2 separate regions of the Homo sapiens genome follow, and region 2 is linked to region 1. Evidence: chromatin loops called from intact Hi-C (ENCODE). Cell type or tissue: dorsolateral prefrontal cortex. All regions are shown on one strand. Links, peaks and the distances in the headings refer to the core of each region. The heading gives the core; the rest is flanking DNA. Region 1 overlaps MEF2C-AS2 (MEF2C antisense RNA 2). Region 2 has its middle 120 kb from the start of LINC02488.

The links. Peaks named below come from ENCODE experiments on the same cell type or tissue, not always from the same donor. Only the 100,000 strongest peaks of a DNase experiment are listed, where the experiment ranks them.
Region 2: a loop joins it to region 1, with 5 times the contacts of the local background. A loop is called at or near these places in 3 of 110 quality-filtered maps.

Annotation. Positions count from the first base shown.
Region 1 is chr5:88,689,321-88,692,238 of GRCh38, reverse strand. All of the region lies in intron 1 of MEF2C-AS2 (MEF2C antisense RNA 2), which reads right to left. GSCAR (glioma stem cell association long noncoding RNA) reads left to right here. Exons shown (of 3, transcript XR_007058863.1): 3 at 1-482. It also overlaps a transcript of MIR9-2HG not described here. Among named protein-coding and RNA genes, the nearest start is that of MIR9-2HG, 6.0 kb to the right of the region's middle. RefSeq lists a silencer at 822-1,048 and enhancers at 1,604-2,283, 2,284-2,918. In dorsolateral prefrontal cortex, for the core only: a CTCF peak has its summit at 1,095 (motif pointing right); DNase peaks (open chromatin) are centred at 1,108, 1,435 and 2,436; H3K4me3 peaks cover 2,500 bases; H3K27ac peaks cover 2,500 bases.
Region 2 is chr5:87,539,688-87,542,605 of GRCh38, reverse strand. No RefSeq gene overlaps it. Among named protein-coding and RNA genes, the nearest start is that of LINC02488, 120 kb to the left of the region's middle. In dorsolateral prefrontal cortex, for the core only: CTCF peaks have their summits at 1,187 and 1,388 (motif pointing left); a DNase peak (open chromatin) is centred at 1,345; H3K4me3 peaks cover 1,217 bases; H3K27ac peaks cover 2,057 bases.

The DNA.
Region 1 (2,918 bases), core at 109-2,608:
AGGAGAGCTGGGACGGACAGGCTACTCCCGGGGAGGGGATCACCTCCACGTTCCCGCTCCAAGCGGCTGGTAGCTGCTAGTAATTCAGACTTCTGGCCTCGGAGGAAGAGTGCCAGGGAAGAAAGAGACTAAGAAATCCTCAAACGCCCGTAGAACAAGACCCGGGAGAAGTGCCCAAGTGGGCGCGGCCGTCGGCGAGGTCAGTTTAGCCTGTACTGGACCGTGGAACCCTGAGCGCTGAGGCTGTGGGGTCGCGGGATTCTACTGGGCCTCGCCAGCTTCCACAGTCTGCTGCGGTCTGTGGAATGGGGAAGGATAAAATACAGACTTTGGTTTATTTTAAAAAATGGTATTCTGCCTGAACTATCAGGTCCATGGTTTGCTTTTGGCGCTTGCAGAAGCACCAGGACGATCTTTCCAAAAATTTCTGCAGTAGTTTAACTAACCAATGAAATAAATGAAGGTTAAAAAACCAAAACAGATCATTTTCTCCTCTTGGCCTTTATTTTATTTTTGTTAAGCGAAGGGGTTCTTTTGTTCTTATTTTTGTCTTCTTATTTGCCTGAGGGGTGTGAACTCAGGAGCATCTGGACCTTTCCACACATCATTTGTTCGATTACTTTCTTGTTGTTGACCCAACTAAGCTTTTTACGTTTTTTTTTTCTCAATTCTTTACAGAAAAAAAAAAAAATCTTGGGAGTACTGATGAACTTTGTTTACAGAATCACACTCCGACTCCTTCCCCTGAATCGCTGGTGCCTCCGGAGCTTTGAAAGCCCTGCTTTTCTCTAGGTTCAGAAACCAAAGTTATTCACGCTCACTTCTCAAACCCTTTCCATATGTTCTTCTCTCGCTGGAAAAACTGATAAGTAACAATGTGTGTGTGCACGCGCGCTTAAATTGCGTTTAGATTTCAGATACATCAGAAGAGCTAAGGTCTTTGGTCGACACCACTTGCTGACGGCTCTTTCTCCCTTAAATTGGGGACTTGTGTCCCTCCCTTGCATTGGATTCAGAGGAGACACGCGAGCAGCTGCTCAGGAAAGAGTTTTCTCTGCTACACGCTCACTCGCGCTGCATATCTCCTCATGTCCACTAGAGGTCACTGGCCCCTCGCGGCTCGCGGTGCTACCGGCCGCCTCCCGCTCCTGAAGCTCAAATTAGCGCGTTAATTAACACCCGAGTCCATCAAGGCGCGTTCCTCAGTACAGTACTCCAGCAGGGCTTATATAGACAAACCAAACCCAGCCAAATCAAACCTCCCCAAATCCAACATTTCCTGCATGTCCAAAATGGGAGACAGGCGCCTGAGTAACCCGGGGCAAGGTATAGTGCAATCACGCTTTAACTTTTGTTCTGTGGGGCTTGCTAAGTTGCTGTGAAGATAACATTCTCTGCGAGCGCAGGTTCGGCGGGGCCCGGCTCCGTTCTCCAGCTCTTCAAGGCTGGGCAGCGTGAGTTTTGGCCCCCGCAGCACACTGGTCCTCCGAGCGAGTTTCTCCAACACGGTCGCTACGGGGAAGAGGGGCGCAGGTCCACACCGTCCTAGGCGCACACGAATGTAAAAGGAGAATATTTGTTTAGGATATGATGCACAAGAAAATGCCCAGATGTGGAGAAAAGAAATATAAAATATGACGTTTCTCCTGCCTTTTGATGAGAAATGGGGAAGGGGCGGGGGTTGACTGTGGAGACCGACGCCGGGAATTGACTCTGGTGATTTTAACGCGGGAGCTAGGGGGGTGGCTGCGATGTCCAGAGAAGGTCACTGACTCTTGCTTATTGTGCGTGTGTGTGTGTGTGTGTGTGTGTGTGTTTAAGGTCCACACGAAGCTTTGGGTCTAGCTTTTATTTTATTTTATTTTATCTCAACCAAAGCCCAATAAGCATTTCCCACTATGGACTGGGAGGAATTAGTCACGTCTCCAGGGCCTCAACGAAATCCTTAAGGACTGCATGAAACCAAGCCCAAGTTACATTCCAATAGCGCTGTCCACGATCGTGATATTTGTAAATCGCCATGACGAGTCCCTTTGACATGGTGCCCTAGTGAGTGGAAGAGGCGCCTCTAGAGCTCTTAATTCTTTTGAGAAAAAATCTTGGAAACATTAATTCGCGTTCTGACAAAAGGGTTTACAAGGCTCGGGGTCTTTTGCCTTAGCGGGGAGCAGGAAGTTTGGAGAGGAACAGTGTGGATTCCTAGGAGTTTGGGGACTGACCTTTGTTTTTCATGGGATCATTGGTGCGGACCCCAAAGATCGGGACGGTCGGGCCTTCACTAGAGAGGGATCCAGCGTGTTAACCACCGTTTGCCCCAACTGTTCAGCCGTAGGCAAAATTAGCCTGCCGCGCCCTCATTGCGGGATGGGGCTTCTCCTGGGTTAGTTTAATGATGGCCGATTAATAAAGCCATTGTCCGCCTTCAGGCGAAAGCAGCAGCCGGGGCGGGTTATGGGCCGCGTCCACGTGTTAGGCCACGCCGCAGGCACCTCCAAGGTCCGCATCAATAGCACCCAGGGGGCTGGCGGGAGTGAGAGCTTCCGGCAGCCCCGCGGCAGATGAGTCCTCCGCTGGTGACGGGGTCGGAGGGGGCATCCCTGGAAGCCCGCCCCAGTCTGGAGGAGAAAGGGGCGTCCAATGCTTCCTGATAAAGCTCTGGGACTTCGAAACTGCGGCTATTTTTTTTTTATCGCAGTCCCAAATTATTAGGGAGCAACCCTTGGAGCATTCCCTGCAGAATCCAATCCCTACCTGAACCCCCAATGAGGGGCCGCCCCCCATCCCACACTTCGTTCCTCTTCCCCTTCGCCTTCGGCTTGGGCGCTACTGAGCCGGCGTTCCAGGTTGGAGCAGTCGCCAGAACCTGATCTAGCTCCAGGGCAGGCACAGGTGTCAGCTTGAACTGGCATTATGTAATG
Region 2 (2,918 bases), core at 113-2,612, 1.1 Mb after region 1:
CAGGGTGGTTAGTAAACAAATACAAAATTTTTTTTAAAGTTGTTACATACCACTGTATTGCTTTTTATTTAATTAATTACTGCCATTTTAATAAAAATATCTATATCCTCTTATATCATAGGATGGATTATTTCATATAGATAAGCTCATATGAAAACAAAGTAATCACAATGTCTCAAATGCAGAGGACTCATGTGTGTACGTTAATCAGAATATTCAATTCTACTTGAATAAGCACAATTTAATGCTAAACTTTTAATATTTTCTGGATGCATAACTATTCAATCAATGCTTTAAGATTACCCACTTAAGTCAAGTGTAATTGGGATATTGCCCCAAAAGTCTAATGGTTGCTTCCTTATTATAGCCTGGTGTTCAGATTTATGCAAATAGAAAACAATTTCTGCAGTATCCTTTAAAAATAAAAAAATAAATAAAGTATCTGATTGTGATTGCTGTTTTGCAGGTTCAGACATTTTAATGCATTCTTTCTTGGAAAAAAAATAACAACAACCAGGAACAATAATCACAGACAAAACTTTGCAACACCAATTGCTTTGAAAAGGAAACAAATATTTCCCACACACACAAGAAAAAATACTGTCCATTCCTGTCAGCCTTTTCAACCTCTTTTGTGTTCCAAGAAATTGTGAGTAATGAAAACAGGGCAGAGCCAATCAAATGGGTGTGTATACTAGTGCACTGCGAGAGTTGAAAGCTCTGCATTTAAAATAAGGTTTATGCATTATTCATAGACTATGCATGTTTATGTAAATTACCAAAGGCGGAAGTGTATATGAAACCAGAATCTGAAGTAAAATGACGATGTTATAATATACTGCTGGACTTGCATCTCGCCAATTCAACATACCTTCATTATACTATTCTTCAAAATTACATCGTATGCCAGTTCACACTAGAAAAACTAATAAAACTTTGAGACTTACACATATATATTTTTCAACATTTCTTTCAGATTCAATATATTATTAAACAGTGAAACTTAGCCATGTAAAATTCAGACAGCCTAGGAATAAAGATGTACACATACACTCCTGTAAGCGGTTGTTACACAAGTTGAGGGACATAGAAAATGGAGCTTAGAAATTTAATTTAAAGATAGGAAGGTTTTTAATATATGGGGATTTCTGCTTTTAAAAAAGAGAAAAAACTTGAACCCTTCCTTTTTCGGAAATGGAGCCAGTAAATTTTGGAAGGCAATATAGTATTTGGAAGGCAACCTCCCATCTAGCATGGAACACTGGAGTGGTTTCTGGCCAGCAATAATCAGCTCAGACTCATCTTCTGGGTTAAAGTGTTCTTTTGAATCAGTCATTGTGGGCTGCCAGCCAAGGGGAAGAGTTCATTTGCATGAGATCTCCACCTCCTGGTCAGCTCTGAAAATCTTGGCAGCTTAGCACTGCAATTGGCAAAGGAGTGTTTTTAAAAAAAATTAGTAAATAAGGGCTTCCAAAGAAAACATTGTCACTGAATTAAGTCCAATGCACCTGAAATACATTGCTCTGTTATCTTTTAAATTGTTATGAATATAGCAGGCATTTTAAAGTCATTTCTGTTTATTTCCTTCCTAATGTACTGTGTGAACCATTTTTCTCATGTGTTAACGTACTATATGCAAATGGCGTTTAATGTGTTTTATTCACAGAATGCATTTACAAATCATTTTGTGTGGGGGGAAAGCAGTTGTTTCACTTTTGCTGTGAAACTGAAAAGTAGGAGTATATATCACTACATTTCTAAAATGAGAGAAAATTTAAATGGAATGAGGAAAGCCCACACATGCTATAATAAAAATTGTCTATGTTCCTAATTCACCTATTAGTACCTTTTTCTCACTTCATAGATTTTCAAAGTCTGCTTGCTAAATTTCCCTCCCTAAGAATTTTAAGCTCTTGTCATTTGAAACAATTAGCTTTGCCATTATTTGTGCTTAGGTCCATGTGTACTGCTCCTCTTAGAAATCAAAAGAAACCCTCAGAAACAGCAAACACTTTTTAGTAAAGCAAGAAAATTAACTTAAACATTTGTGCTTTACGTACTACCAAAATAACTGAGAGTAATTTCTAACACATCTAGTCAACATATATTTCATTCATGGCATTTAAAGACTTTAAATAATTTGCAACAGAATTTATTTTTATATAATTCTTATACTCTAAACAATATAAAATCACTAGGTGTTTAAAAAATGCTGAGAGTAGGTTAAATACTGAAGGGGCATTCAAATTCCATTTAATATAATATTAAATATGTAACCAAAAAGGAACATAACTGTTACAAAAATAATGTAAAGAATGTGTACAACATAATATTTTTTTCCTGTTAATTCATAGAAATAGATCTCTAAATGGCTATTTTCATTCCACCTATAGAATGACCAGGAAAAATGTTGGCAATTACTCTGTGAATGGCATTCTACCCTGGCATGAAGGTATAACTAATTTACATATAACATTGTTGGAAATGAAGCCTGTGACATACAGATCATCACCAACATTGGGAATGCACACTGCCAATTGTACCTCCTCATACAAATAGATACTGCCACTTATGGATCAAAAGGAGTGTTGCGACTGTGGTCCTGAGCTATTAAAACATGTTACAGAACTTTAAAGGTGTTGTAGAAGAAGGGACTTTATCATTAGAAGGATATTTTTCCCTTTGTCATGTAAACTTACTCCATGGAAATATTTATGTTTTACCTACATTGTCATATTTTCCCCAAAGGAAAAAGGCATATAGCACAAAAATTAAAAATGTTTAATTATTTTATATGTTAGTAAAATGGCACTTCATATTTTTTAAATAATAGAAACACAATAAAGTCTTTTTTAAATTTTAGAATAGGAAAGAAAAAGAACAAAACGTAGATACAATCTACTAATCTTTGAGCAATG